Linked DNA regions of Mus musculus: all the other regions are linked to region 2. The links are chromatin loops, found by intact Hi-C in ENCODE. Cell type or tissue: heart. All regions are shown on one strand.

Region 1 (8,000 bases), 170 kb before region 2:
TCTTCCAATATTCTCTAGTGCTGTGCCTATGGCAGGCACCACTAATACATTTTTCTTTTCAACTGAGTCCGATGTGGATCCTGAAAGCCTCTTCTGCTCTGAGCGGCTCTACCAGTTGAACTCAGTAGCTGTGTGCAAAGCCTTAGGATTTTCTCAATGTCTTTATCACTCTGACTTCCTCCCCGGCAAACATTCAATCGCTTCTGCTCATATGGGGGCCTTTGTTGTCTCCCACGTCATCTCTATCTGGTTTTATTGCTTCTGGTCTTGGTCCCTCCAATATTTCCTACTTATTTATTTTTTTTATATCTTTCTTTTTTTTTAATTAGGTATTTTCCTCGTTTACATTTTCAATGCTATCCCAAAGGTCCCCCATACCCACCCCCCCAATCCCCTACCCACCCACTCCCCCTTTTTGGCCCTGGCGTTCCCCTGTACTGGGGCATATAAAGTTTGCAAGTCCAATGGGCCTCTCTTTGCAGTGATGGCCGACTAGGCCATCTTTTGATACATATGCAGCTAGAGACAAGAGCTCCGGGGTACTGGTTAGTTCATATTGTTGTTCCACCTATAGGGTTGCAGTTCCCTTTAGCTCCTTGGGTAATTTCTCTAGCTCCTCCATTGGGGGCCGTGTGACCCATCCAATAGCTGACTGTGATCATCCACTTCTGTGTTTGCTAGGCCCCGGCATAGTCTCACAAGAGAGAGCTATATCTGGGTCCTTTCAGCAAAATCTTGCTAGTGTATGCAATGGTGTTAGCATTTGGAAGTTGATTATGGGATGGATCCCTGGATATGGCAATCACTAGATGGTCCATCCTTTCGTCACAGCTTCAAATTTTGTCTCTGTAACTCCTTCCATGGGTGTTTTGTTCCCATTACAGGGTGTTCTTGTAGGGATAATCTCTTATGCATTTGTAAAAACACCATTTGTCAATAAAAAAATTGCTAGCCAATTAGTTTTGAGGCAGGATTAGAACGTGGGACATCTGGCGGGGGCGGGGGGGGGAGAGACTAATTCTGGGAAATAGTCATGTGGGAGGATTTGCCACTCGGGCTCGGAGGAAGTCGGTCTTATGAACTGAGGAGAGGTAACCAGCCATTTGGCAGACATAGAATAATAGGATGATTGAGTTGCGAGCTAGTCGGGGAACAAGCCTAGCTTAAGGCCTAGGTCTTTATTAATAAATAATAAGCCTGCAAGTTCTTTTTTTTTCCCATTTTTTATCAGGTATTTAGCTCATTTACACTTCCAATGCTATACCAAAAGTCCCCCATATCCACCCACCCCCACTCCCCTGCCCACCCACTCCCCCCCCCTTGGCCCTGGTGTTCCCCTGCACTGGGGCACACAAAGCCCGCAAGTCCAATGGGCCTCCCCTTCCAGTGATGGCCGACCAGGCCATCCTTTGATATATATGCAGCCAGAGTCAAGAGCTCCGGGGCACTGGCTAGTTCATAATGTTGCTCCACCCATAGGGTAAGCCTGCAAGTTCTTATTCAGGAACTGGGACATGGGTGGAAAAGACCACAGTTACGTGTTCTTTAAACACACGGACATGACCGTGCCGTTCTCCTACTTAGCCTCTACAGCAGTGGTTCTTAACCCTTTTAATGCTGCAACCCTTTAATACAGTTCCTCATGGTGTGGTGCTCCACCCCCCATAAGAATCATTTCATTACTACTTCATAACTGTAATTGTCTTACTGTTATGAATTGTAATGTTAGTATCTCATATGCAGTTCCTGAAGGGGTTGTGACACACAGACTGAGAACTGCTGCTCTAAGACCTTCCCTTTGGATCCAGTGGAAGTTCCCACTGCTTGGCTCCCACGCTAACCCCAGAACTATGCTGAGGGGTGAATCAGAGCTTGAAAGGCTTGCCCTTCATCAGACTAAGCCTGCAAACGCCAAAGGCCTGGAGTCTGGCAAAGCACCAGCTGCTCCTGGTGAGTTGTCTTTAGGGCGCTGCCCTCGGGGAGCCCTAAATAGCTTCCTGGGAGTGTGTCATCGTTTGTTTATGGGTCTGGTGGCCCTGTCTGAAACCTAGTAGGGAAAAATACCATGTCTTTGAATGAATGAGAAGCTAGAAAGCTTGACTTCCCACAAGGATTTCCTGGTCGCTCCCCCCCCCCCCCCTTCACACACCAGAACGATTTGCATCTGCCTGGGCTTCTCCTTCCCTTTGCCTACTCATACAGAGCAAAACTCAAGACTGCACAGCCCACCTTAGGAGTCGGCACGGACATTACTGGAGTGACGCAGGTCAGGTCTCACTTTTAAGAAGTGCATGCACATAAGCTAGCGAGGAAATAGCCATTTCCAACCAAGTAGAACCACTCCGTAAGTAAAATAGCCTCATCCAAGTTTCTAGAGAGGGCAAAGCTAACATACAGTGACAGATAGGCCAAACTGTGGGACTAATAGATGCCCACGATGGGTCAGGAGCTGAAGCAAGCGCGGTTTCCTTGCTGGACATTTCTAGTCATTTTATGAGTTCCGTATCCCTTAAAAGAAACAAACAAACAAAATAGGATATTTGTTTCATTTCTTACATTACACAAGTAAAGTAATATATAGTATTCCCTTAGGTAAAACTATGAAAATGTGTATTAATCAGTCAATCCCCTTTTTGTAAGTAAGAGAAGCAGAGTAATTTGCCTGAGGCCACACAGGCAAGTAGTGGAACCCAGGTTTGAACTCCGGCTGCTTTCAAAGTTCACAGTTTACTTCACTAGGCTATTTTACTTGAGGAGTGATTCACTAATGATCACCCAGCTCCTGTCAGCCTATTAGACCCTGGGAATCTTGGCAGAGGAGATGGTTGAGAGGAAACACACATCCTGGTTAAGTTGTACTCACCTGACATCTAGATCCAAGGCTTCTCAGCTGAATGAAGTTAGTTTAGTTCCTGACAGGGGGAAAGTGGACAACTCACCCACTCCTGACCCTCTGAAACAACCAGGTTCCTATTTAAACCCTGGCTGTCAAGCCGAGAGAAGGTTTACACTTCAGCCTGCTGAACTGTCTCTCTGTCCACTGGGTGACAGTGTTGATCCATTGGAAATAAACGTGTCTTGTCCTTGAGCCAGAAAACTCCAGGCCCCTAAAAAGGGAAGACTGCAGGCAGATGGTGTTTGGAGGGTCAGCTGGATAGGCACAGCTTCATGTCGGCTCTTAGAATGAGGCCGAATGGATTTATGTTGTAACTTTCAGTGGAAAATGTGTGTGTGTGTGTGTGTGTGTGGGAGGAATCATCTGTTATCCCATTAAGATTCAATTTCTTTGAAGATAGATAAGATCGTCACAGTAAATGAACCTACACTTTTCTAATAGTTTAATGAAGGCAGGAAGTTTGCAGAGCTCACTGTGGACACTGAGCTGACAGTCCACGTCAGCTGCCCGTCTTGGTGAGGGAGGATTTATTCTCCAGGCACGTATGCATCTGCTACAATACCATTTGTCACCCCAGGGCTCCCAGGAGGAACATGACTGTCACTAGGGAATGTTATTGCCAAACCTCCAGGTCACAGGTTTACACTGGTCTGTTTGTTCTATTGATCCCTGTCTTCAAGCGGGAAAGACAGAAGTGAGGCAAATAGAAACTTCTGACTCAGTGTGACTTGTGGAAACTACTGGGCTACCAGGAAGTGGCCCCACAAGCCACACGAACACTGATCTCAGTCAGACAGGGATGGTTTATTGAACACCCATGTAAAGGCTGATTGACCAGAGCAACAGTTCAGGCTCGAGAGCTAAAAGCTGTGTGCTGGACATTTCTCAAGCTCAGCTTATAAAAGGCTAAAACCACAAAACCCACAATGAGCTTATACACAGGTGCTGGTAGTACCGCGTAGTGGTTAGCCCTGACTCAAGCCGTTTTAGACATAACAGTTCATATTGACCTTTAATTTGATGGGCCCTATGAGAGGCTTATAGTTGTGGAATTATTAAAGACTAACAAGCCCTATAACATACAGAACATAACAGGGTATGTGGTCAGCATGATCCTGCTCTGAGTCAAATTATTTTTCTGTGTCAATGACTGGCAGGCATGTTACAGCAACAATATCAAATAGCTGGCGGGCAGGCATGTCCCAGAGGCCTGGGATGGGGGAGGCTCCCAGGACTCAATGTGGATGACCTTAGCCAAAATGCCCAACAGTGGGGATGTGGAACCTGAAGAGACCACCTCCAAGAGTTAGATAGGGCCCCCAGTGGAGGGATAGGGATACCAATCCACCTTCAAATATTTCCACCCCAAACTGTTCCTGTCTGAAAGAAATGCAGGGACAAACTGGAGCACAGACTGAATGAATGGCCGAGCAGTGACTGGCCCAACTTGGGATCCATCCCATGGGTGAGCACCAAACCCTGACACTATTACATGCTGTGTTGTGCTTGCAGACAGGAGCCTAGCATGGCTGTCCTCTGAGAGGCTCTACCAGCATCTGACTGCGACAGATGCAGATACTCACAGCTAAGCATTGGACTGAGGTCAGGGACCCTATGGAAGAGTTAGGGGAAGGATTGAAGGAGCTGAAGGGAATGGCAACCCCATAGGAAGACCAACAGTGTCAACTAACCTGGACCCCTCAGAGCACCTAGAGACTAAGCCACCAACTAAAGAGCAAATGGGCTGGCCTGAGGTCCCTGGCACATATGTAGCAGAGGGGCTGCCTTGTCTGGCTTCAGTGGGAGAGGATGTGCCTAATCTTGTAGAGACTTGATGCCCTAGTGATGGGGGATGCCGGCATGGGGACTCCCTCTCAGAGGTGAAGGGGAGGAGGGAAGGGGAGAAGAACTCTTCGAGGAGGGGCTGGGAGGAGGGCACCATTTGAGATGTAAATAATAACATAATTAATAATAAAAATAACTTACCTCATAATACATAATAAAAATTATAAATAAGATGCTTTACAAAAAAAAAAAGAGAGAGAAAGTAAGTCTGTGGGGTGGTGTCCCTTATGTCCAGAAAAAGTGTCTGTAATTGTGGCAGTAGCTTGGTTCTGTAAGTAGTTACAGAGCTTGTCAACACTGCTTTAACCGCCTGAGAGCCTTAGTTCTGGCTCTGGTCATATGAAGGTAGAGACTGTTATTTTTGTTATATTCGCTCCAGTACCTTCAGGATCAATATTGGCACACAGTTTATTTGTGATAAAGTGAACTTAATATTTAGAATTTAAAGTCAAACCCGACAGCTCTGTGCTCTTTCCTAAAGCCACTGCACATCTTTTGTTTTGTTTGTTTTCTTTTGCTTTCTTGAGATGGGACTCTCAGTCTGCCTCCTTAGCCTCCACTGTTCGGGAATTACAGGTCTGTGCCACCACTGTTTAATTTCCTAATAGAGAGTCCACTCTTGATTCTTTAGAGGTTATGGTTTACTTACGGGCTAAGGAATCTGTTGGACACGTTTCAGGAACTTCTCTCATCAATCAGAAGGAGTAAGCCACGTTGTTCTAAGGGAAATGCTTGTGGAGGATTGTAAACACAGGCTCGAATGCTACCAACACAGCACTGCAAGCATCATCTACCTGACCAGCTGTCACACCTTCTCTACTTCCCAGCATGCATGCTTAGCAATCATGTTTTTTATTTAGAAGCCGAATGCATATGCTTTAGAGAGAAAGAGAGCCACATCTCTTGTTGGACAGTAAGCATCTTTAAAGAGCATTTCCCTGGGCTGAAGAGATGGCTCAGCGGTTAAGAGCACTGACTGCTCTTCTGAAGGTCCTGAGTTCAAATCCCAACAACCACATGGTGGCTCACAACCATCTGTAATGAGATCTGACGCCCTCTTCTGGTGCATCAGAAGTCAGCTACAGTGTACTTATGTATAATAATAAATGAAACTTTGGGCTGGAGCGAGCAGGGACTGAGTGAGCAGAGTTGACCAGAGGGAGCAGAGGTCCTAATGTTCAATCCCTAACAACCACATGAAGGCCTACAACCATCTGTACAGCTACAGTGCACTCACATACATAAAATAAATAAATAAATCTTTAAAAAAAAGAGTAGTTCCCTTCCTCATATTCTATTGCATTCTCCTGTAGAGTTGGACTTTGCTCAAGTCTAGTCCAAATGATTAACAGTATACAGCAGATTCTAATTCATAAAGCATTTGGCATGTCTCATTTTGTATGTGTCTCACATTACAACAGTTCCATGAAGTCAGCAAACCAATGGTCAGCCATCTCTTCCTGACTGGAGAAGTTCAGCCTGAGTCGCTTGGCCAAGATGTTACAGCAAGCTAGTACTGGCCTGCAGTTGATTGGCAGTGTCCTCTCTCTACCTACTCTACTGCAGGCCACGATGCAAGAGACAGGATGTAAAATGGTACAGATGATGTGGAAGGTATCTGATGGTAACTCAGAAAATCAAGCACACTCCGGGGTGAAGGTGCTTTCTACAGTCAGGGTCACCAGGGAGACGGAGGCAATGGTGGGGAAGAAGGAGCTTTGCTTGAGCCCAGGAGTTTGAGGCAATCTGGGCAACACAGTGAGACTGGTGTCTCTTTAAAAAAACAGAATTATCAAGATCTAGAATGGCCATGTTCATGGAGATAGAAAATAGAATGTGGGGGATACTAGAGGAATGGGGAGGTTGTGTTTAATGGGAACAGAGTTTCAACTAGGAAGATGAAAAAGAGTTCTAGAGATGGGAGGTGGTGGTGGTTGCATAACAATGGGGATTTACTTAGACCATTGACCTGTACTTCAAATGGCTACAGCAGGGTAACAGGATCCTAGACCTTAGCACAACTGGCATCATGTTGGAGACGCATTCTGACCTTAGAACCCAGCATGAAAACCCCAACACTTTACATAGATCCAATCCATCAAAGACCTAGTCCATAGTTCCAGGACCTAGGGAAGTCCCTAAACGTACTAACCTTGTTGTTTGGCTTCTATAGTTTTGTTTCTCCCTAACTGTTCTTGCTAACTGAAGTGTGTCTGTCTACCAGGGTTGTGTGGATAAAAGAGAAAAAGCAGTATAGCTCAGGGCTTGCATTATTTGGGTAAGTTCCCCATGCAATCACAGGCTGGTAATACAATCCTTCTATTTGGCATTAAGAGTGTTCATGTGTTCTCTGTTGGAATTACCTTGCAACTTTAGTAGACCTTATGTTTTATACACACACACACATACACACCCGACACACTTTAATAAAGGTGTCGGGAAGAGTCTCTATAGGGAAAGGAGCAATCCTTGGTTCTAGTGTTGAACTACCTCTATCTGACCTGTTAGGCATCAGTGGGCCATGAACTTTTCCATCTCCCAGTTTCTTTATCTGTAAATTGAGCTGGGTTGCACTATCTCAAGGATCCTCTAGTTCCAACAGTCAAATCTGGAAAATGCATGTTCTTGTTAGGGTCTATAAGTTGATGGAGAATGATACCGCAGACTCAAATAGCATGCAAAAGCAAAGGACATTGATTCCTGCATGCAGGGGTTCAATTCCATCAGAATGGAAGGACCCTGACTGAATTTACAGAGTCAGTTTTAAAGTCAAAAAGAGGAACATTGGGGAAGGTTAGGCAATCTAGATCTTGATTGGTGGGTTCTATCTCTGGGGGTCAGGTGATGCTATGATTCAGACTAAGTATTCTTGCTTCAGGAGTCCTCTTGGCCACAAGTCTGGCTAACTGTCCTTTTACAAGCTGGGGTGGGGTTCCTTTTACATAAGCCTGTGATTGTTCCGGTAACTGACTTGCCCAGTTCCAGGAAGTAGAAACTCAGGCCCGGTCTCCTGAACTGCTAGTCTGGAGCCTGTCATGGAGTCAGCCTGGCTCAGGCCAATTCACTCCTTTCATTTTGAGGGCAGAGATGTAGCCCCATTAGGGCTTGTTGAATTCCTGTCTGATGGTTGACCATGTTTACAGAAGATAGACCTTTCAGGCAAACAGGGGAAGGGGGAGGGGGATGACCATTACCATCTTTTAAAATGTCATAGAGGACATGATGATTCAGGCCTATAATCCCAGCACCTGCGAAACTG
Region 2 (8,000 bases):
AGGATGACCTTGAACATTGCATCCTCCCAGCCAAGTGTGCTTCTTCAGTACTGAATTAAATAGTATCTGATGGGAGATGGAGTAATTTAGAGCCAGTGCCAGTAAGAGTATGCAGTATTCTGTGTTGTCTGCCTCAACCATAAGCCGTCATAAAATATCTGGGATTTCCATGGTGATAAAGTCACAAAGGTTGTTAATACTTCTGGGATTTACTACCACGATTCCTGGTAGATAGAAACTCTTATTTCATTTCAAGGTTTATGAACATGGAGCTGGGTGAGATAGTTCACGCCTTTAATCCCAGCACCTGGGAGGCAGAAGCAGGTGGATCTTTGAGTTTGAGGCTAGCCTGGTCTGCTTTGCTAGTTCCAGGACAGCCAGAGGCACAGAGTGAGACCCTGTTTTATAGAAACAAAACAATAAAGGTTAGTGAAAATCTAGTCTGCCGGTTTGTTTGCTCAGTTTTGTCCATTCAAGGTTGCAGAAAACCCAAGTTCTACCAGTGGAGATCGCTACAAAGTTATTCTTCTATCCTTAGTGCAAGTTTGACCCAGATTCCCTGGAAGGAGCCAAATGCCTCTGTTTCTGGGACTTGTTTTGGCAGAGATTTAGTGAGCAGAATATGTCACTAGAGTCTCTCTCACAGTCTTTGTCAGAAGTGGGGGCTCACAGGAAGTGTTCCAATTGGAGAAACCATGGAAATTCAGCTACACTTGAGCTCATTCTGACACTTAGATTTGCTTTATTCTTCACTTGGCTGCTGCATAGTGAAGTACACTCATCTCCCTAAGTCTAACTTTGTTCTGTTGGTAGGATGGTAGGGACACACGTGGACAAGAGCTCCTTTACACTGCAGAGTGGCTTAAATGTGCCAGAGGCCCTTTCTGTGCCCTTGAGATTCCCAATCGATCAACAGACAGCCTTGATTGCTCCCTCAGTAAGAAAGGGAGTCTTCAAAACTCAGAGTCATCTCTCGAAGGCTCCCTTTGCATGTGACTCTTCTCCAGGGTACTCTAGGCATGCCTCACCAGTGTAAGAAGGCTGCGGGGCTGGGTCTACCCATCCTAAGACGTGCCATTAGATCTCACCACAGCATGAATGTGGGTTCAGGTTGGGCCATGAGTCCTTTGAAGCTGCCTTCTCAGGACAAAGTCGTCCAACTCTTGGCTAGATAAGAAAGGTTTTTTTGGTTTTTTTTCCTTGACTCTGCCCTGTATTAAGGTACTCAGTTGAGGTCCAGGTTGAGCCTGTATCTCAATAAGAAACACCATCACCCACAAAAGAGCCCTTTTTAACTCGTGAATGGTGTTTCTTGCATTCTAAGCCATGAGTCTCAAGAGAAATAAAATAAAATAAAATAGAATAAAGGCTCCCTTTCTAGTTTACAAATGCCACATTTATAACGGCAGGCCTAGGCCACATATTTAAAGACTAGAAGTGGCATTTGAAAAATGGGTGATTTAGAGTTAGGGGTCATGGTACCTTTTAATCAGTAACGGTGTCACCAGTGTCCACTATCTGAGCCCAGTGTGTCCAGGTTCTTGGCATCTTGCCTTACACGAGGATTGAAATAAGCATCCACAGATTTCAGAGTAGCAAGGAAACTTGGCTCAGTAGCCCAGTAGCAGAAGAGAGTACTCATGGGCCCTGGGCTGTTGGCTAGGAATTCCTGAGTACTAAGGGACATAGTTTGGGTGGTCCCCTATTTTAACAAACAGATTCCAGTTAAATAACCACATTTCTACTTTGCACGGGCCTTCCCATGATGCAGCTGATTTTATCATACATACTCCCAGTTATGGTATTAGGGGATTCTCCCTAAATGTCCACCCAAAGGACACACTTTCCCTAGTACATATTCACAGAATTAGTCCAGGCTGAAGATGGCTCCGATCTGTATGCTCAGTATAACTGGGAATGCATTTGAATAGAAACCGTCTACGTTTGATGGTTATGGGGGCAGAGCTGGTTCTGCTCTTCCGTGTGGAGTGGACTGGACGTGTAGCGGACAGCAGACTAGAAGTCCTAAGTTGCTAGAAGCATCTTTAGAGAAGTGTGTGCATTTTCTCCTAATACCAGCACCTGGGAGGTGGGAGAGGGAAGGTCACGAGTTCAAGGTCAACCAAGTCTATGGCCAGCCTTTTGAGATTGCTTTTCAAAATCTTAATTTTTCATAGTGATTTTCCCCCAAAAGCAATTTGAAATATGAAAAAAAGGACAGATTATCAAGACAGTGATCTGCATTAGAATTAAAACGATTACACCTTTTATCCAAATCTGTTAACTTTCAGGAGTGAGATAAGATGCTGCTCATAGCATCTACTGTGCCTGGACAATAGATTTAAGACTACTGTCAGGCAATAGATTGCCAAGACACACCAGGCATTTATAAAGCCAGAAGGAAACAATCCAAAATTGTGCTCATGCCGAAAGTGATAGCTATAATCCCAGCACTCAGGAAGCTGAGGCAGGAAGATTGAAAGCTCAGGGCCAGCCTGTGCTCCATAGCAAGACACTGTCTTTTTTAGAAAGAAAGAGAGAGAGGGGGAGAGAGAGAGAGACTATCCATCTGCGTAGCACACACCTATATTTGTGGAAGCTTTATTGATCAGGAGTTCAAGGACAAGTTGGGCTGCATGAAAACCTATTTAAAAAATATTGTATATGTTATTTTAGAGAGATGGTCAAGGTTTAAATTTTCTTCATTATTCAACTCACCAAATTTCTTATAATGCATTTTATTAAAGTAGGTTTCACACTATTTTATATAGTGTATTGTTTATTTGTTTTTCAGTCTAATTTGGTTGGTCCCTACCCTAGACAGGGTGTTGTTATTGTCCCTCAATTTTGTAATCCTCCTGTCTCAGTCTCCTAAGTAGCTGGATTGCTGTCATATACTATAGTACTAGCCACCCCCATTCTTGTTCATATCCAGAAGTGCTATAGGGACTTAGTAGTCAAATGCTTGCTTAACACATGTGAAGCCTAGGTTTGATCTCCAACACCATAAATATGAATGGGTCAAAAAAGATAAATAAAAGTGAACTGGAAAAAAAAAGCTACAAGGTTGTTCCTTGGCTGGACATTACTAGAGCAGGGAAGTAAGAATTTCTTTAACAGAAAAAAAAATGTATGCAATATATTCTGATGACTCTTTCCCCTCCTTGATCTCAGCCCAGATCTTCCCCATCCACCCAACTTCATGCCTTCTTTTCTCTCTTCAAAAAAACAAGCTAGAGTAAAACAAAACAAACAGAAAAGAAAAAAAAGAAAAGAAAGAAAAAGCACGAAACACACACAAACACACATACCATAAAACTCAAAGTCAGAAACTGTAGTATGTAAGCAAAAGACCTATCAGGTTAAAACAAAAAAATGCCCAGAGAAAGAAAATTGTCTCCAAAAATACCATTGAGTTTATTTTGTTTTTGGCATGGGGCAGCCCCTTAAGTGAAGTCTGTGTGCCTTCCTTTGTGAGCCGTTATCAGTTGGAGATAATAACCTGGGCTTCTGGGCTAGGGGTAGGAGCTTGTAACCACCACCACCACCACCACCACCCCCAGCACCCAGGACCCTGTCTGTGTCAGCCCTGTGCAAGGGCCCTGTGTGTGCTGCCACAGCCTCTGAGGTCCTATGTGCATCAGTCCTGTTGGGTCTAGAGGTCTTCTTTCTTGGTGCCTTCCATCTGCACTGGCTCTTATAGAGTTCCCTGAGCCCTGAAGGGAGGGATTTGATGGAGACCTCCTACTTGAGGATTGAGTATTCTAAGGTCTCCCCACCTCCCTTTTCCCCTTCCTCTTCCCCTTCCCCTCCCTCTCCTCCCTCTGCATATCATCCACTAGTGGCTCTCTTTATTAGCTTGCATCCCCTGCAGGAGAGAGCTTCTCTGATGATGGCTGAGCAGGGCACTTGTCTAGCCATGAGCAGAATGCTGTCAGGAGTCATTTGATTGCTCCGCTCCTTTAGCAGAACAGTTGCCAAATGGCTTTCCAAAGCCAGTAAACATCTCAGCCTCTGATTCCTTAGAAAGAACGGCAGGAGTCTCTCCCAAACTGCTGACGTGTGGACCTCTGTTTCGTATTTCAGACGACATGATCTTTGGAGGGCCAGGGTAATTTCAAGTTGCTGGTTTCTAACTTGGAGACTTTGTAAAGCCAGGCTCATTGCATGAATAGATGTCCTCTCTCATGATCCTGCAGTTCTTTCATGTGTCACAAAACTCATCGCAGATTATAGAGGAAAGAAGAAATCTGAACTAACACAGCGAGCCTTGTCCTTCAGTTTGAAACATTTGACTCTGGAACAACCCTCCTCCAGAGTTCATTTCCTGTGCTCTGCCACCAACCACTTTCAGCACAGTCCGGGACTCTGGCCCTTTGGAGGCAGTAAGTTCTAGAGTACTGCCAATGACTGACACTTACTGAGGGTTAACCTCTGAGTAGTTTCTATTTTTAGTTGGTTGATGATAATTAAGAGTGGGTGAGGCTTACTAGAAGCTCTGGTGTAGAAAATGTAGACCTTCAAGAAGATGGAGTGTTTTAGGACCCCCACCCCACCCCCACCCCCAAATCCTTGGGCCTTGTGTGAGTAGAAAGGTAGCTCTCCTATCCCTCGGGGTTGCCTGTGGTGTGTTTCAATGGTTTCACGCTCCTGATAAGGGACAGGGTGCTCAAGAGTTAATTAATCAATGGCACCACCTGGTGGCCTAAAGGTGCATTTCGTGATGTCTATATACCAGTAATTCTCATTTCTGTCTCCCCAAACACCTCTCTCTGACTGACCCCCCTCCCTCCCTCCCCCCTCCCTCCCTGCTTTTAATATGAGGTCTCCAACTTATGATCTTCATCTTCCAAGTGCTGAGGTCACAGGCAGGCACCACCACTCCTGGTTTTCTTCTTTCCTAGTTTTGATTTAAAAGAGCACCAATAGTCTCATGGGGGTTTGCAACAGTTTCTTTTTTTCCTTTTTCTTTTTTTTTAAAAACAACTCTTTATACTTAATTAGTTTAGGCCGGGGCAGGAAACTCATGATGGTACAGGCCTAACCTGGCAGCTGGATCATCTCCTGCCCCGTGATTCCTGTGAAGGTTTCCACAGGGCCAGGCCCTAATTAGGAGATGGTAACTAATGGCCATGAGGATGCAGGTTGTCTGTCTGGTCTCCCTTCCTGGTTTCACCCTGGCTGTAGCCAGTCACGGGCAGCTGGAGGTTTCAGTGCTGCCTGACTCACTCTCTCTCAGTAGTCATCCTCCGCTGGCTGCTGCCGAGGCCCCGACTGATTCATAACTGTTGAAGGGACCGTAGACGGATTGGCAGGTTAGTTACAAAGTCGAATTGTAGACACCGATGTCACTTTTTTTTTTTTAATTGGCAGAAGGCCAGCTTAGCAGCATTCCTTCCTTGATGACTAGCTTGTTGAAGCGGGGCTGGAGGGATGGCTCAGCTGTCAAGAGCACTGGCTGCTCTTCCAGAGGACGGGTGTTCAATCCCCAACACTCACACGGCAGCTCACAACTGTCTGTTGTGTCTCCAGGGGATCCCAGGCCCTCACAGAGACACTCATACAGGCAAAACACCAATGCACGTGAAATAAAAATAAATCATTAAAAAATAGCTTGTGGTAGCAGCACCTTTAGTATATGTTCTGTGTAGTGACTGTACTCAACTGTTTGTAAAACTTCACGCTGGTAGGCCAGCAGCCTAGTTTGAACACTAACTAGTCCGAACCAAACAGCCAACCAGAGGAAGGCAACCTAAATGCTTACCAGGCTCTGGCGAATGAAGCTGAGTTCAGGTTCTCCTAATACACGCCTTCCAGGAAGCTTTCCTTGGGTAAACGAGCAATTCCTTCTCTAGGAATATATTTCTATGTAGATGAGCAAGAACTGAAGAGGAACTTGCCATGAGCCTGGCATTTAGGTCAATCAGCTTTCCTATCAAGACTCTTCAGCTAACTACAAGCTTAAGGGAAGTCACTTGGATGTTAGGAATATCTATTAAAAAGGAAACTTGGGGTGGCAGGATGCCTCAGAGGGAAAGGTACTTACTGCCAGTCCTTATGACCTGAGTTCAGTTCCAAAACTTCATACTAGAAAGAGAGATTGGCCCTTATAATTTGTCTTCTGACCTGCATATGTTCATCGTGGCATGCATGTGCCTCACACAGATACAACTAACTAACTGGTTGTTGTTGTTTTTAAAGGATGAATTCCTGGCCACCCTAACATTTGTTTTGTTTGCTTTTGAGACAATGTCTCACTGTTCTGGAGGTTAGCCTTGAATTCACCCGCCTCCCAAGTGCTGGAGTTACAGGCATGAAGCATTGTATAGGGTCTTGACCCTAGCATTTTTAGTCATAGGCTTGCTAAGCTCTGATTCATCAAACATGGCTTATGTATGGAATGTATTCTGAGTAGAGTCAATGTGAAAATAACTTGTCTTGTCTTACTGAGACAGAGCCTCTCCTTCTGTTGCTTAGGCTGGCCTGAAACGCAACCATGTAATCGAGGGTAGCCTTAGACCCCAGACAGCCCTTTTTCTTCAGGCTCCTAAGAGCTAGAGTGGCAGGCATGAGCCACTGTGCCTGGCTTAACAAGCATTTTTTTTTTTTTAAATCTGAGAGAAGGTCAAGCTTAGTGTGTAAGCAGAATATTTCAATAATCTTCGTGATTTCTTTTATATATCATCAGCCGCATGCCTTCCTCCCTGTGCGTTTTGGATGCCTTCAGATCTAAATTTCTAGTGACTTCCCCTGGCAAGACGGAAGCTTTGCCATGCCTCAGGGGAGCTTACTGTGGTCACATGTAACACTAAGGAAGGATTTCCACCATGGATAGTTATAATATGCATATCCGGACTCCACGGGCTCTTGGGTCATTATCGCAGAGACGGGGAGGTTCAGCAGTTGGAGTGCATCTGTTGTCAATACATTTGGAAAACCCGTGCTAGCATCCAGGCTTCCATATCTGCCTGTGAGCATGACCTGTGAATCTACTGGCAGAAAGCGTATCTGTTCCTGATACTGTTAAACAAGAGACTAGGTCCTACACACGCAGTTTTTAAACGTGCTGTTCTCTTCCCGTTTTCTACACCTCTACTGGTGTTAGGGTTCATTGGCGTCAGCCTTTATTTAGAGGACTTGCTGTGTGGTAGTGGGTGATGGGATATGGATCTCCAAAACGAGAGCAGCGTGAAGTGAGTAACTGATATGTCATGTCCTGTTCAAAGGAGACAGGGCGTCTGAGAAGAGCCTGGGAAGCTGTTCAGTTGAAGGACAGTGATAGAACATGCCCAAGACCCTGCTTTACACACACACACACACACACACACACACACACACACACACACACACACACAAAGTACACAACAGACCATGCGGTGGGGGATGGTGAGATAGGAAGAAAGAAACTAGATAGATAACAAGGGCAGTGTCCTCGATTTCCAGTGATTCATTAACTAGAGCTTTTCCCCATATTATAGCACACTGTGTCGTTTCTGTTGTTTGCGTACCATGTTCATCAAGCCTAGGGTTTCACGACCAAAGCCATATTGACATTTGGGTTATCGGCTGTGAGGCTGTATCAGGATTGTTCACCTAGATCCCTAACTTCCAACCATCAGATTACCCGTAGCACCCTTCCCCCTTAGCCGAGATAGTGGAAAATGTCTCCTGACACTCTCAGATGTCCCCCGAGGGCAGAGGTAGCTGCCTTTGGAAAGCACTGGTTTAGAACACATGGGGAGTTACTTTGGTTATTGAGTATCGGTAGATTATTAGATTGAAAAATCTGTCTCTTGGGCCTTTGGTGTATTAATGCCTTGAGATTTCATAGTAGGTATTGAGAGTAAGGTGGTTCCTGTATGGTGGACCAAACATACTAAGGAAACGTTAGGCAACCTGGATTGCATTTTTGGTGTGCCTTAGGTGAGATGGGTTAGTCCTGAGATGACACACCGTCTTCTTTTTTTTTTTTTAAAGATTTATTTATTTTTTATTATATG
Region 3 (8,000 bases), 80 kb before region 2:
AGTAGTGGTCCCAGCTTTCAGGAGGCAAGGATACCACTTCTGTGAGTCTGAACTATTCTACATAGTGAGTTCCAGGCCAGCCAGGACTACGTAATGGGGCCTGTCTCAATAAAACAAGGTGGTGCTCCAATTTATAACACAGGCAACACATTTTAGTGGGGGAAATGATGATGCCAGGCCAACCAGATATGCATATTGGGGAAAAAATAGCAGATCAATTGCAAAAGGCCAAAACTTTTAGAGAAAACATCTTTGTGATTTTAGGGTTACACGAGTATTTCCTTGGAGCATTATCCATACATACAAGAAAAAAAGATCAAGTGGATTTGAATGAATTTAGGAGACTGTATTCTTTGCAATGAACTGTTAAGAGTACAGAAGCTGCCACTGAGATGGCTCAGTGGACAAAGGGACTTGCTGCCACGTCATGAATTTGACTTCAGGTCCTACATGGTAGAAGCTGAGAATCAACACTTGCAAATTGGCTTCTGACATACACACACACACATACACACACACACACACACACATGTAATAAAAATTTACTTTTAAAAATGTGCAGAAGCCACATACATATACCCTAAGAGATGTCGGGTAGATATATAATGAAGGAATTGTACCTTTGTACACAGTTTTTTTTAATAGTAAGAGAAAAACCAATATAAAGACTCACAGTGGTCATCTTAAGTTCCATACTGACGATACAGAAATGAAAAACACACAAAAGTAACAATACACATCTATCAGACGGATACAAAAGCTGAAAGAGTGCTGGTGAGGATATGGTATAAGGAGACCTCTTACATGCTGCTGACAGGAGTGTCCATAACTGCTTTAGAGTATCTATGTAAGGCAAATACATCTCTTTTCTATAATTTAGCATTTTCAGTTCTAAGTATATACCCAACAAAAAAAATATGCTTACCAAAACCGCACATTGGCTCAGAGGTTAAGAGCACTGACTGTTCTTCAGAGGTCTTGAGTTCAATTCCCAGCAACCACATGGTGGCTCACAACCACCTGTAATGGGATTTGATGCTCTCTTCTGGTGTGTCTGAAGATAGAGGCAATGTACTCATACATATATTATTAATAATAGTAATAAAGAAAAGTCCTCAGTAATACTATTTACAACAATTTCAAAGCAGAAACTACCTAATGTACATCCCTCAGAAGACCTGATTAAAAAGAGCCATATAGTCACATGGAATACTGTATCAAAAAAATGCATAGGTAATTATATAAATGAATGTCACAAAGCAGCAAGGAAAAAGAAAAAGAAAGTATGTAAGTGATGCCTGACAGTGTACAGACAGTAAGAGCAGATGAAACTAATCTGGGTTAGTCATTACAGTTCTGAGTAGTACTTATCCTTAGGGTGGGAACCAGAAACTGACAAACAGCAGGAAGGAGGCAGTGGTGTTAGTGATGTTCCACTTATTATTCGCACACCCATCGTTGTGTACGCTCTTGGTATGTGTATATGCCTTATGTATACTCTCGTGTGACAATAATCAAAAAGTTAAGCAGAGAGCTGGAACAGTAAGTCTACACATATGATAATGGCAAAGCAGTAGATGAATAATTCATGCAGAGGCTAACGAGATGTTAAGAGCATTGATTGCTCTTCCAGAGGACGGGGGCTGGGGGGTTCAGTCACCAGCACCCACATGTAGGCTCACAACTGTTTATAACTCTAGTTACAGGGGATCTCACACACTCTTCTAGTCTCCAAGAGCACCAAGCACACATGTGGTGCATAGACATCCATGCAGGCAAACTATCCATGCACATAAAATAATAAAACATAAAAGCAATGCACTGACCAACAGAAAAGAAAACAGAAGGAGAATTCATGTAAATCAATTTTTAAGAAGCTAGGCTGAGAGTACTTATTAAGCATGGGGAAGCCATGAGTTCAACCCCTAGCACCAAATTTTTAAATGCTTAATAAATCTATAAATGTAAATCTAAGAAACATAATGTTTATATTATTGTGGGACATGATGGGATACACCTATAATACCAGGAGGCTAAGATGGGAGAGTTCAAAGTTCAAGACCAGCTTGGATTCCATACTAAGACCCTTTCTATCTCCGAAAAGAAAAGGGAGTGGATGAGTGGGAACAAGATTAATGACAAAGTTAAATTTACATAAAAATAGATTCAAAACTCTGTGGTACATCTTTCACACTAGAAAACCAAACCAAACCAAAACAAAACCCCATGCAAACATAGTCACACATTTGAAACTTCCAAGATCTTTTTTTTTTTTGCTTTTATCTTTTGTAACAAAATGTTTTCTAAGATAGGGTCTCTCCTATCTCACCCTAGTCTCTAACTCACTAAGTAGCTGATACTTTGAAGTTCTTATGATGCTCTTAAAAGCACCTTTTGAGTGCTGGAATCCCAGGCACGTGTATACCACCCTATCAGGTTTGTGTGGCGCTGCCAATTGAACCAAGAGACTTGTGCATTCAAGCCAAGCGCTCTACCCATTGAACTACATCCCCAGACCAATAAAACTCTGCAAACCAAAAACACACTTATTATGTCCAGAAACCAAAGAAAGCAGGGTAAAAAAATAAAAATTTCAGCCACCTACTTTTTTCTCCTCTTTATCTCCCACATTCAATCTGTAGCCATTCCCTCAATTTCATATTAGAGATGAATATCCAAGTCAGTATTAATTTTTCTGACTTCCAAAATGTATGCCTTTGTCCTCTCTACTCAAGTCCTCATATCTAGACCCTTCATAATAGCAAAGCAGTCATATTTCCCTCCTCGATACTGTAGCTATATTAAGTCACTTTGCAACCCTCCATACTCCAGCCCCTAAAGCTGCACGTTCAGTATTGTCACCCCACCCCGATCTTTGGCATACATAAAACCCTTTTCCTGGAGTACATTTTCTCCCATCAATCTTCCTAATTTCATTCAGAGCTGAAGATTTACCTAGGGTATCACTTGCTGTGTGTAGCTTTTTAAAGTGCTATGAGTGGACAATGGGTTCCAAATTATGCTTCCACGGGCAGTTTTTAGATATCTCAATACTTCACATTCTGTACCGTACCTCACCCTCCCATTATACACCACGGGGGATTTCTTCTCTTTCTCTTGTATGAATTCCCTGAAATCTAGTTGGCTGAGGGAAAGTATGGCATACATATTCAATACATACACATACACGTTCCAGGGTGTGGGTATTGACCTGTCTGATGGGGTAAAAATGGCACTAAAGCCATTAACTAGGCTTTATTTTTTAAATTCAAGATGGCAGAGACATCTTAAAATAGTCCAACACAAAAGCATTCACATCCAGACCAGAGCTTCCATTCAGAACTGGCTACACTTAGCGCAACAGCAAGGACAAAAGAATGGAACCTAGGTGCTGAGACGCCAGAGCTCACACCATTGGCCACAGGTCTCACTTAACAGACCTTAAACCCCACATAGAAAGGCACCTGCTGCCTGCCTGCATTCCAGAGGCCACACCTTGATGATGATGATTATGATGATGATGATGACCGGAGGCACTTATGGATTAACAGGCCCGCAAAAATCAAAGATAAAAAGGGAAGGAGGTTAAGTAGTAGACAGAATATCCAGCACGTTTCGGCCCCGCCCCAACGAGGCGCAGTCCAGGGCGGTGCAGCCATAGGGTAAGAACCGATCAAGGCTCCCGCCCAGGGCCGGTCAATTGCGCCGGGTCTGGGAATTCTGGGCGAGCTCGGGGCAGAGGCCAACCACGCCAGGATCCCCTGAGCTATACCTGTCAGGCGGCTGCAGCAAGTAGGCCCCGAAACAGCGGAGGATTGGGGACCCAGGCCCGCAGGCGCCCGTCACCCTATCCCTCCCCTCTGAATCGCTTTGCCTTCTCGCTCTTCCTTTAGTCCTTCGGAAACAAAGACGGTCCACACTCCCCGCCATTTTCTCCTCACCTCAAAAACCACCTCTTCGTCAAACTCCGGTGTCATCCTTCTCCGCCATACCACCCGCCTCAGCACGATGGGAAATGAAGGCAGGAGGGCGGGCAGCACCCAGGCTTCGGCTCCTGCCCACCTCGGGGGCACTGAAAACTACAACTCCCGGCATGCATCGCGACCCACGCCCCTTTCCGACCTGCTTATTGGAGAAGAGGGTGAGCGTGTAGGCTGGAGGGGCGGGAGCGGGCGGGCGTTCCAGAGCTCCTATTGGAGAGAGCTATGGCTTTTGTCTGCCTTTTACATCCCCTGACTACTAGGGGGCGCCTGGAGCGCGGATTTTTCTCTCAAGTTGAGGTGGGGCGCGCGTCCGCGAAGCCGCTGCGATCTCCTCTCGTGCGCGCGCCTGGCGATCGTCCCGGAGCGCGGCGGAGCGGCGCTCGTGCACGTCCCCCTGTCGCTGGCCGCTAGCGCCCGGGTCCGCCGGAGGGTCGCGGGAGCCGGCGTCCGTCCTTTGTGAGGCGCTCAGGCGGTGCGGGACGGAATGTGGGCGCTGCGGGGACTTTTGTCTTCTGCTCAAACTCTGGGGAGTGTGGACTGAACGGGAGCCATGGACTGAGGGCGTGAGCCGCGCGGGGCAGTCATGACTTCTGCCGCGGGTAAGTGGCTGCGCTCGCGCCGGGCTGGGGAGTAGTCGCGGCGGGCGCCGGCGGGCTCCGGCTCCCGCTGCGTTCCCCGCGGGTGGGCGGTGCGGGACTGGCGCCGGTCGCCCGCGCCCGCTGTGGGGTCCCCGGGATGCGTCCCCCACCCCTGAGCCCAGGTGATGGGACGGCGTCGCGGAGCTTGCTCGGGTTCCGTGACTTAGGCGCTGTCGCTGCCTGTGCGCGGTGTGGGAAGCGTGGAGTCCGGTGTGGAGGAGTCAGTTATTCTAAGCTAGGACAGTTTTCCAGCGAGTTGAAGAAACTCCGCCACTAGCCCGCGTTGCTTGAAAACCTAGTATTTATTGACTGAAACTCTTCGCGCTTGTAAGGAGGGTTGGATAGAGCTGTTTGCACCCTGGTGTTTTGAGCCCTATTACCTGAGTGAGTATGGACTATTAGTTGGTAAAATAAAACAAAACCGAGTTGCCCCCTCCCCTGCACCTACCCCTCCCTGTTTTTTGCTCATCTTCACCTTTTCCTTCCTTCCTTCCTTCCTTCCTTCCTTCCTTCCTTCCTTCCTTCCTTCCTTCCTTCCTTCCTTCCTTTCTTCCTCCCCCCCCCACCCCCCTCGTACCTGGACTGTGTAAACAAAGCCCTATTTTCAGTCTGCCTCCTTTCCACTCACCCAAATGACAAAGCCTCTCCTTACCTTTGTGTGAATTTAAGCACTTTGGCTCATTGTGTTGTGACCTTTTTAAGGAACAGTTTCTAATCTTCCAAATTTGTGTCCAAGGGACAGTCTCTTTATAAGAACACAGCACATTTTCAAAGCCAGAATTTAATAAGGTATGGGATATATTAAAGGCATCTTTATCCACATCAGAAGAAACTTTGATGAGAGATTTTGTAGTAAAAGAGCGTAAGTTTCACTTCAGTTAGGTCTAGAATTAGCACTTAAGTATCAGATTAAATTTTCTTTGCTTTTTTTGGCGTTTGTTTAACATTCCTGCAACTTGAAAACTGTCAGGAGAGCACACACACTAAATGTTCTGATTTGTACTTCTAAAGCCTTGAAGGAGTCACACTGCTAGGCAAAATCCGGATTACTTCAAACAGGCAAGAAATTAGTAACAATAAGAAAGTGAGACCTTTATTCTCTTTGAAGTGATGTGCATTCATCACGTGATCATCATGCACTGAGTTATTTACAAACGTTTCTCTCAGTTTTGGGATGTGTTCCATTTAAACAACGGATCGTTTTCAGCCCAAGTTTCTGTACCCTCGCCATCGTTCAGCTTTTTAAAATGACTGAATTAATATAATTAATTTAAAATAAAAACTTAAAACTTAATAATTAAAATTTCTAGAATTCAGTCAGGAAGTTTACGATTGTTTTCTTCAAATTAATCCAGAACAAGGCTAGCTATTTTTATACTTATCAACTTTACAATTAAGGAAATCCACAGCATTTTTGTGGTATTTAAAAGAGAGACACTTCCTGTGTCTAGCTGAGTGAGTTGATTTTTTTTTTTTTTTAAGAATGGCTTGCTGAGAATCATTACTTTTTTGCTCACCGATTTGATGAGATTTATTGTAAGTTTTTGTTACATCTAGGGGGATACGGAAGAGGACTGAGGTTTCTCTTTCCTGCCCATTATATGAAGTTATACATACATTTCCTTGCTAGTCGTGTGTGTGTGTGTGGGGGGGGGTTTCATAATAATGAAATTTATTAAAGCTTTGGGGAAAATTACTAATGAAGCAGAGCGTTAGTTTTAGCCTGATCTAGTGTAGTTGGGAAGGGTGGCCTAATTTATTATTAGGGGGCTGTTGTACCACCTTTAAGTGACAGGTGTCCCGAGGAAGAGTTTGCTTTGGTTTTGCTTGTTTTTATACAGCGGTTGAAGTGTGAGCTCATAGAGGAGATTTTTTGAAGTATTCTGAGTAGTACATGGAATAAAAGAGAGTTAATTAAAAGTAGCTTTCCATCATAGTGTGCATAAACATCTCACTATTCTCATTCATGCCTGTACGGTTTTGTTTGGGGCCTCGTGGAATAGCCCAGAGAGAGAGTGTGCTCGTGAGCCACGGCCACCTGTGTGTAACAGATGACAAATCTGTTTATAGCAGTAAGACAGCAGTGGTCCTTTCTACCTTCGCTTTCCCCTGCAGCCAGACAGCTGTGTAAATAGAAGATTTGCCGAATTGCTCTAAGGAAGCATTTGGGTCTGGATGTTAATATTAATATCAAGATCCAGAGGTGCAGCATTCATTTCCAAACAGTGTGTACTGACTATAGGTTTTGAGCATTGGAGTGAATCATAACATAATGTCTTATTGGTGTTGTTTTGAGCCATTCTTCTTTCAAAGCATTACAAATAATAAGGGCCAGTGAGATGGCTCAGTGGTTAGGCTCTTCCTGTCACAGCCTGCTGACCTGAGTTTGGGCACTGGGGACCCACGTGATGAAAAGAGAGAACCAAGTCTTACATGTTTTCATCTAACACATGTATGCAGTGGAATACACACACACACATACACACACACACACACACACACCACATAATATATAATTTTAAAAAATAGTAATGAAGCTGACATAGTGTTGTGCCTCTGTAATCCCAGGACCAGAGAGGGTGAGCCAGGAAGACTGCAGTTCAGGGATATCCAGGGCTACATTGCAAAGCCTGTCTCCGAAAACTAAAAATAAAGAACTAACAGTAAGGAAAGGTTTCATATATTGCTGTACCAGTGACTTGGCACTCACTTGTTCCTATTAGTCATTAAGGAATTACACAATGATCCTATTGAAGTTCACCCTGCTTGCTTTTGAAAACATCATCTTTTAAAGGGATTTATTTGTAAAATATGTATGTATATATATTTGTGTGTAGTAGGTAGAGGTTTGTGCGTGTGAGCACAGGCACCAGCAGAGTTCAGAGCAGGTTGTTGGATTCCCTAGAACTGGAGTTCCAGTCGGTTGTAACCCTTCCCAACTCTCCAACCCCCACTCTCTACCCTAGCCACATAGGTGCTAGGAACTGAACTCCGCTCTTCTATAGGAACAGTATGTATTGCACTTTTTTTTTAAAGATTTATTTATTTTATGTATGTGAGTACACTGTAGCTGTTCAGATGGTTGTGAGCCTCCATGTGGTTGTGGAATTGAATTCAGGACCTCTGCTTGCTCTAGTCGGCTCCGCTCGCTCCGGCCCAAAGATTTCTTTATTATTATAAATAAGTACACTGTTGCTGTCTTCAAACACACCAGAAGAGGGTGTCAGATCTCATTTCGGGTGGTTGTGAGCCACCATGTGGTTGCTGGGATTTGAACTCAGGACCTTCAGAAGAGCAGTCAGTGCTCTTAACTGCTGAGCCATCTCGCCAGCCCATGTCTTGGGCTCTTGACAACTGAGTCATCTCTTTAGCCTTCAGA
Region 4 (8,000 bases), 100 kb before region 2:
TGAGTTCCAGGACAGCCAGAGCTACACAGAGAAACCCTGTCTGGAAAAAAAAAAAACAAAAACAACAACAAAAAAAAACCTGTCAATCAGTGTTAGAGACACAGCTCCAAAACCAGCAACAGAGCTGCCAGCTAAAGTAGGGAAGAGAGACACAAACTCTCCAAATGCACTCTAGTTTACTCAGCAACAGCAAAGGATGGAAATCTTGGGTGCTCATGTGCCATGGTGGACATTCTCAGAGGGTCAGGGCAAGGAAAGAGCTTTTTGTTTTTGTTTTTTTAAAGATTTATTTATTTATTTTATGTATATGAGTACACCACTGCTCTCTTCAGACACACCAGAAGAGGGCATCAGATCCCATCACAGATGGTTGTGAGCCACCATGTGGTTGCTGGGAATTGAACTCAGGACCTCCGGAAGAGCAGTCATTGCTCTTAACTGCTGAGCCATCCCTCCAGCTCAAGGAAATGTTTTTAAGGGCCAAATGAACCACTGGCTCAGGGGCAGGTGGAAGGAGCTAATTTTTTTCATTGGAGCTCTGGCTGTTGCTACTGGAGGGTCTGTATAGAACTGACAGAGCCAGAAAACGTCCTTTTAGGGCATAGCCCTCTTTGGCAGTAACTGTTACTGTCAGGCATGCGCCTGGCAGACAAAGGAGCTCCAGGAAAGGTTTGACTTGGGTTTGCATGAGTCACTCATTTGCTACAGACAACTTTGACACAACAAACTTTGTGACAAAACCTTAAGTATCTGACTTGTCCTATCTCACTGACTGCTCTATGGGGCATTCTCAATGTATCATTATTAATGTTATTCCCTTATCTAGATGATACAACATATCTACTCAGCCAGAAGGATGGGACTGAATAAAGAATTTGACCACAAAGCCAACACTCTGAAATATTACAGTAAATGAGCACTGAGAAACATTTTATTAGCTCTCTAAATCAGTCAGTCTCAACCTTTAGACCGTGACCCCTTTGGGGGTTGAATGACCCTTCTACAGGGGTTACCCAAGACCTTAGGGAGATGCAAATATTTACACTACAATTCAAAACAGAAGCAAAATTACAATTATGAAGTAGCAATGAAAATAATTTTATGTTGGGAGTCACCACAACATGAGGAACTGTATTAAAGGGTTGCAACATTAGAAAGGTTGGGAACCACTGGTCTAAATGAAGACGACACTAAAGAAGCTTTATCCAGAGAAAACAGACAATTACAGAACTGTGTGAGATGTTATGCAAACAGGAGAGATGCCTAACTTAGCGTCAGTTTCCTTTGGATTCTATTCTTGAGTTCTGAATGTGATGGAACCCAGTGTGCAAGACTGGGAACATGAGACAAAGGCTTTTTCATTTCACTTTTAAGAAAAATATCTTAAACAGTATAAAGAAAAGGGTTTCTTATTTCCTTATTCAACTGTTAAATTTCCAACAGTACATATGGTTAATTTTCTTTGATGCAAGGGCTTTCTAATACAGCACTAGCTGGTGGGCCTAGAACTCCCTAGTGCTAGAATATGAGCATGCACCATCACACTCACCTTCAGCTGTCACTGGCTTTGTAGTGTGTGCTTTTTTATGAAGACAGGGTCTCCTGTAGCACAGACTGGCCTGAACTTGCTATAGAGAAAAGAATGACCTTGACCCTCCTGCTGTTTCCGGTAGTTTGTGTGTTGGGAACAGAACCCAGTGACAGGCAAGCACTTTATCAACTAAGCTATAACTCCAACTTCCAAATGGTTCCTTTTAAAATCGCCTATACTGTTTATTGAAAGAGTGCTTTTCAAGTTGAGCTATGAGCCCTACTCTGCTTTGACTTCAGGGTGCCAAAAGAACACTAGCATATTGTTTGGCTTCATCTTTTGAAAAGTTTATATATTAAAAAAACAAAACCCCTAACTTGTTTTTAGAACCTTTTCTTCACAAGAACTCCCAGGGGCAAGAATAATAAATAAGATGGATCAAAGTGCAGTTACTCTAGAGTTGCAGGCCATATGGTCTCTGGTAGAAGAGTCAAGCCCAATGCTTCAGAGTGAAAGCAATCAGAAACAATGGACACAAACCCAGGAGTGTGGTTATGACCCAACAGAACTTTATCCACAGGGAAATCAGGAATTCCTGCCACTTTCATGTTACAGAATAGAATCATTTTGATACTTTCTCTGATAATTTAAAAAAGGAAAACCATTCTTTGTACAGCAGTCCTTACAAAAAACAAGATGGAGAGAATCTGGCCCAATGGCCCTAACTTACTGCCTCCTCTGCCAGTTATAGTCTCTGCTGAGACCAGCTTTTCTTCTGAGAAGAAGCTTAGCGGGTGGGAGAGAGGACACATCTATAGATGAAATTCCTAGAGTTTCCTATTATATACTTCATTTTTGTGGTTTTCTACTTGTGATTGGCAGTGCAAATCATACCACTTCTGCTCACATATGAACCCAGATCCTGCACGAACACCAAGGCTCTACTCTTTATATTTATCACAGCATTCTAGATTGCAGCTTTATTTTTACTTTTATGCTTCAGTAACTTCTGAGCCAAAAGAAAATATAAAATTCAAATAATAACATACAATTGAAAAGACACCGTTTTTGGTGTAACTGAATGTTAGCCAAGATGAACTGGCCCAGATAGACCTTGTAGCATGGTTTGAAAACACAGAAAACATTTTTTAGTGAAATTATTATTTTACATTAATTTTTTAAAAAAAGATGTATTTTTAAATTTATGTGTATGTGTGTGTGTGTGTGCTTGCTTGAGTTCATATGTACTATGTAAGTGCAGAAACCCTCAGACACCAGAAAGGGACCTGGATGTCTGCGAAGTGAAGCTGCAGATGACTAGGAGGTGCCCTTGGGTGCTAGGAACCTAACCCAGGTCCTCTGCAAGAGAAATAAGTACTTTCACCACTGAGCCCTCTTTCCAGTCCTACATTAATTCTTCAAAAATGTTTGGGGCTAACATGCTCTTTCTGTTTCTTTTAAACTGCTAAATAATCTAGATATTAGTTGATAGCTCTCAAGAAAGCACATTCTCATGAGTGGCTCTCAAAATCAAGATCCCCACAACACAAGCACTGTACCCACGAACTCACCGCAGCTGCAGTTACCTATGCACGGTCAAGTCAACAGGATGGGTCACACTGGACAGGCAGCACTAACTGAACCAGTGTGTTACTAACAACAACAAAGAAGACATAAAAGGGTTGGGGGGACCTAGGGGAGAGGAAGGAGTGAGTTGGGGTGTAAATGATACATTGTTTATATGTGAAAATATCAAAGAATAGAAGGTATTTTATTTAAAAAGAGAAAAAAATCAAGATCCAGTGAAGCCAAACACTATGGGGTGAACCTGTATTCCTAGCACTGGGGAGGCAGAGACTGGAGGGACAAGGGTTCAAAGCCAGCGCTCGCAACAAAGCAAGTTTGATGCTATCCTGGGCTACATGAGACCCTGTTTCAAAAAATAAATAAATAAATCAACCCAAGCCCTAAATAAACAATTTACCCCCTCCTCAAATAAAAGAACCTTTATAGTTTAAAAAACTGAAGAAACCAAAGATCATCTTCTGTTATATAGCTGTTTATTGACATTTATCATGTCAGAAATTAGAAGTGAAAAATTAAAATATTTGTTTTACTTAAAAATACCAATAAGCTCATTAGGAGTAATAATGTGAGCAATGAATTTAATAAAAAATTCCAAGTGAAAAAATGAGTACGAGTAGATTGATATATTTGATAGCATCCTTACTGCAACTGGAATAATAGAAGACTTGTGGAATCTTGTTTTTAAAGGGTTTATTTCTTTTTATTGTGTTCTGTCTGCACATGTTTGTGCAACACACGCATCCAGTGCTCATGAAGGCCAGAAGGTGGCGCTGGATCCTGGAGAGTTCCAGACAGTTGTGCTAGGAGTTAAACCTGGCTTTCCTGAAGATGAACCAGTTCTGAAACACCCAGCCATCTCTCCAGCCAATCAGGGCATCTTTTTATCTGTTTTTGCATTCTATTTATTGCAATTTGTTTTGTTGGTAGTTTTTTCCCCTCTTCTGTTTCAAAATCTACTGAATGAAGTATATAAAGAAAAGATTTAAATAGATGTGCTCATTGAAAGGCAAGAAGTATTTTAACAGTCTTTTCTAATCCTTACAGCAAAGGCAAATGGCTATGACAAAATCTGACTAGTGATAGTTTACCCTGGGAAAGGCTAGCCTTAGTGAAACAGAACGTTTCTTAGTGAAGTGGGAAGAAGAGGAAAGCTGACTGATGAGCCGAGGAAGCACAAAAAAGGTGAAAACCGGCAGCATCAAAACTCCATCACTGGGACTGGAGTGCGGCTCGGTGGTTAAGAGCACTGGCTGACCAGGGTTCCATTCCCAGCGCCCACACAGCAGCTTGCAAGTGCCTTTAACTCCAGTTCCAGGGATCTAAACCCCTCTCACAGGTATACATGTAAGCAAAACACCAGTGCACATAAAATAGAAATAAACATGTTTAAAGAAAACTTTGATCATTCAATATAAAATGCAATTTCTTATGACAAAGTAGAGTTCCCGCCCTACTGCAAACACCCTAACCACTATTATTTAGGTTTGGGGGCAGTAGTGCTAAGAACCAATTAAATGTACGAAATATCTATTTTTCATATAATGAGCATTACTACACATTGATGGTAACTTTGCAAATGAAGTGTGCAGGATATACACATGATTTGTTATAGCCTAACTCTTTTCCTCGGTTTAAGCAAGACAGAATTAACAATATTTTGGTTGGTTTTTGAAAAGAAAGCATTAACACTGGACACAAAGTATAACTCTGGAGTCTTGAAGTGAATCACCGCTGCCAAAAGCAATAGGAGAAAGCTCAGACACAGCATGTGGGAGCTCCTCCTCAGGAAATCCTTGTGGTTTACTGTTCCTGTAAATCCTAGCTGACAGAAACACACACCACAGCACCAGAAAGAATTCCGCTAAGGGAGGAAAAGAGCCGAGAGGTTTGGGTTATGCTAGGGTTTTTCTGGTGGTTGAAGCATATTTTTGCAATAAAAATAAAAGCAGACAAGAAAGCTCCAAGTTTTTGTTGAACAAAAAGTTCAAGAAAATAGCTTATTCAGGTCTTATCCTTAGGACACATCATGATGTCCCCTACCCCCTGTGCCCAACATCCAGATATTAGGTTCTATTCAATGTCTCTGTAAAGCCTGAACCATTCATTTAATGCAGTATTGTTTGTTTTTAATAGCCTATGATAACATTATATAAAAGTGTCAATGCTGTTAGTTTAAAACTAAGTTCAGTTCAGAAATGAACAGGCTGGATAAAATACTTTCACTATTAAATTATTTCTTGTAATGTGTTTCAAACACAGCAGAACATGGAGAAGAATTAGTCAAAGATGGCAGAAGGTGGCAACTCTTCTAATAATAAGTGGTATAGGTACCCAGGGGGGAGGAAAAAATTAAAAGACAAACTACAAATGGGCTGGAGGTTGACACAACTGAAGAGCTGTGTTACAGAAGGGCCAGCCACACTTGCTGAAACCACCATGGCCGGAGGAACTGACAATGGTCTTTGCCTCATCACTCTGATGTCTCCGTATCGTCAGCTTTGCAGAACCGCAGACTCCCACCATGCATCTCATGGCATGGCACATCCAAGAGCCTCCCGAGGACAGAAATGGGGAGTAAACCCTATTCCTGGAACCGTCTGTCTCCATGGAGATGGCCGCATACTGCAAGTGTGACCCTATTTCAGTTTTCTGAGGGCTTGGATCACAGGTGTGCACTACCATGGGCAGCAAGGTGAGTTTCTTTTCAGAGTCGTGCCATGCCCTCATTTTAACTTTGAAACTTGAGGTTTGCAAGAATTCTAGCTGAGCTAAAGGATTAGTAGACTATTTCTCCTTGAATTTAATAGAATTTAAGTGAATTTTGGTTATTGGAAGACATCTGTTGGAGTAAGCATCAAGGTAAGAAATGTGTATCTGATGAACGGGGCCATAGATTGAAACTTGGAAAGGCCGGTGTCTAAATAACCCAGCCTCCTTCAGAAATGGTTCCTTCCTGGGTGACTTCCTTTATACTGACATGGAAAACACCACCAGTGTCCACGGACTCAGCTCTCTATAGCCATAGATTTCACTCCTGTGGATTTAAACAACCATGGGGAGGTGATACTTAGAAGATAAACTGGAATCTGCAAAATTGTTACTTTTTTCTTGTCCTCACTCTGTAAACAAGTATACAACACTTACATTATATCATGAGCCTAAGTGCCTAGAGTAGGTATGAAGTCACTGGAGGATGTGTACAGGGGACATGCAAACACCATCTCATCTTGTATAAGAGACTCAAGCATCTGTTGACTTTGCTATCTATGGGAAGGATCAAGGCCTCATGGAACCAACCCTGCATGACTATGCTGATTGGTCAGGGCTTATTAAACATTTTCCACTTGTGTTCCATTTTTTACCTGATCAAGTTTATGCAATATTAGGTAGATACATATAAAAAAAGCAAATAAATATTTTTGATAATATATTGTAAATTTATTTCAAATAAGTTTTTAGCAGACATATAATTTTACCATTTAAAAAACTTTAAGCAAGTTTGTATATTATTGGGATAGAAGTGCTTGCTTATCATACAGAATTAAATCACGATGACTATCTGATACTGCAGGACACATTACAGCATTGTCAACATTTTCCAGAGTTAACTGATATTTTGATTTTACCATCACCAATGCTGAGAATGCTGCTTCACATAAATATGTATGTGTACATATGTAGTACAAAATGGCAGAAGTATGATTTGCTGGCCATGTGTATATATGTGTACATATGTAGTACAAAATGGCAGAAGTATGATTTGCTGGCCATGTGTATATATGTGTATATATGTAGTACAAAATGGCAGAAGTATGATTTGCTGGCCATGTGTATATATGTGTACATATGTAGTACAAAATGGCAGAAGTATGATTTGCTGGCCATGTGTATATATGTGTACATATGTAGTACAAAATGGCAGAAGTAGGATTTGCCACGTCAGGAAAACCCTGTAAATCTGTTCTAATATCAAGCCAAATTGATTTAACTTTTTCTTTTTAAGATTTATTTTATTATTATATGTAAGTACACTGTCGCTGTCTTCAGACACATCAGAAGAGGGCGTCAGATCTCATTAGGGATGGTTGTGAGCCACCATGTTGCTGAGATATGAACTCAGGTTAAGAGCAGTCAGTGCTCTTAACCACTGAGCCATCCCTCCAGCCTGATTTAACTTTTCTTTACCTACCTTTCTTTCTTTCTTTCTTTCTTTCTTTCTTTCTTTCTTTCTTTCTTTCTTTCTTTCTTTCTTTCTTTCTCTCTCTCTCTCTCTCTCTCTCTCTCCCTCCCTCCCTCCCTCCCTCCCTCCCTCCCTCCCTCCCTCCCTCCCTCCCTCCCTCCCTTCCTTCCTTCCTTCCTTCCTTCTTTCCTTCCTCTCTCTCTCTCTCTCTCTCTCTCTCTCTCTCTCTCTCTCTCTCTTTTTCTTTCTTTTTCAGTTTTGAGACGGTTTCTCTGTGTAGCCCTGGCTGTCCTGGAACTCACTCTGTAGACCAGGCTGGCCTCGAACTCAGAAATCCACCTGCTTCTTTCTCTCAAGTGCTGGGATTAAAGGTGTGCGCCACCACTGCCCAGAGATTTAACATTTCTTTAAAAAAAAAAAAGTTTCTCTACTCTCTCCTTCTGTCTGTCTTTCTCTGCCTCTACTAGCGTGTTAACTCTCCTCCCCATGCCCTAAATAAACTCTATTCTATGCTAAAAAAAAAAAAAAAAAAAAGTTAAACTTTAGTCAGGAATTCAAACAGTGTTTTAAATCAAATATTCGGACAATACAATCCAAAAGTACATTGACATTTTCATGAGCAGGAAGGATTATTTATGATTATAAAACATTCAGAACTTTTTCACAATTAAACCATTACATGTATACAGGGTCAGAAATCTT

The links. Hi-C counts contacts between places; a loop is a spot of excess contacts. Peaks named below come from ENCODE experiments on the same cell type or tissue, not always from the same donor. Only the 100,000 strongest peaks of a DNase experiment are listed, where the experiment ranks them.
Region 1: it touches region 2 in a loop (11-fold over the local background); 12 of 42 quality-filtered maps call a loop at or near these places.
Region 3: it touches region 2 in a loop (8-fold over the local background); 29 of 42 quality-filtered maps call a loop at or near these places.
Region 4: it touches region 2 in a loop (6-fold over the local background); 20 of 42 quality-filtered maps call a loop at or near these places.

Annotation. Positions count from the first base shown.
Region 1 is chr10:93,942,518-93,950,517 of GRCm38, forward strand. No RefSeq gene overlaps it. Among named protein-coding and RNA genes, the nearest start is that of Mir331, 17 kb to the right of the region's middle. In heart, a CTCF peak has its summit at 3,044; no DNase peak of the experiment used is centred here.
Region 2 is chr10:94,111,769-94,119,768 of GRCm38, forward strand. The region is part of intron 8 of Fgd6 (FYVE, RhoGEF and PH domain containing 6); the gene reads left to right. Among named protein-coding and RNA genes, the nearest start is that of Nr2c1, 32 kb to the right of the region's middle. In heart, a CTCF peak has its summit at 4,694 (motif pointing left); a DNase peak (open chromatin) is centred at 4,713; H3K4me3 peaks cover 349 bases; H3K27ac peaks cover 1,841 bases.
Region 3 is chr10:94,031,729-94,039,728 of GRCm38, forward strand. Vezt (vezatin, adherens junctions transmembrane protein) reads right to left here and starts at 4,071. Exons shown (of 12, transcript NM_172538.5): 1 at 3,942-4,071. The coding sequence starts at 3,977. It overlaps Fgd6 (FYVE, RhoGEF and PH domain containing 6), which reads left to right and starts at 4,273. Exons shown (of 21, transcript NM_053072.3): 1 at 4,273-4,582. The coding sequence starts at 4,567. In heart, a CTCF peak has its summit at 4,247; a DNase peak (open chromatin) is centred at 4,233; H3K4me3 peaks cover 3,201 bases; H3K27ac peaks cover 2,134 bases.
Region 4 is chr10:94,009,501-94,017,500 of GRCm38, forward strand. The region is part of intron 1 of Vezt (vezatin, adherens junctions transmembrane protein); the gene reads right to left. Among named protein-coding and RNA genes, the nearest start is that of Vezt, 22 kb to the right of the region's middle. In heart, a CTCF peak has its summit at 3,875 (motif pointing right); a DNase peak (open chromatin) is centred at 3,901.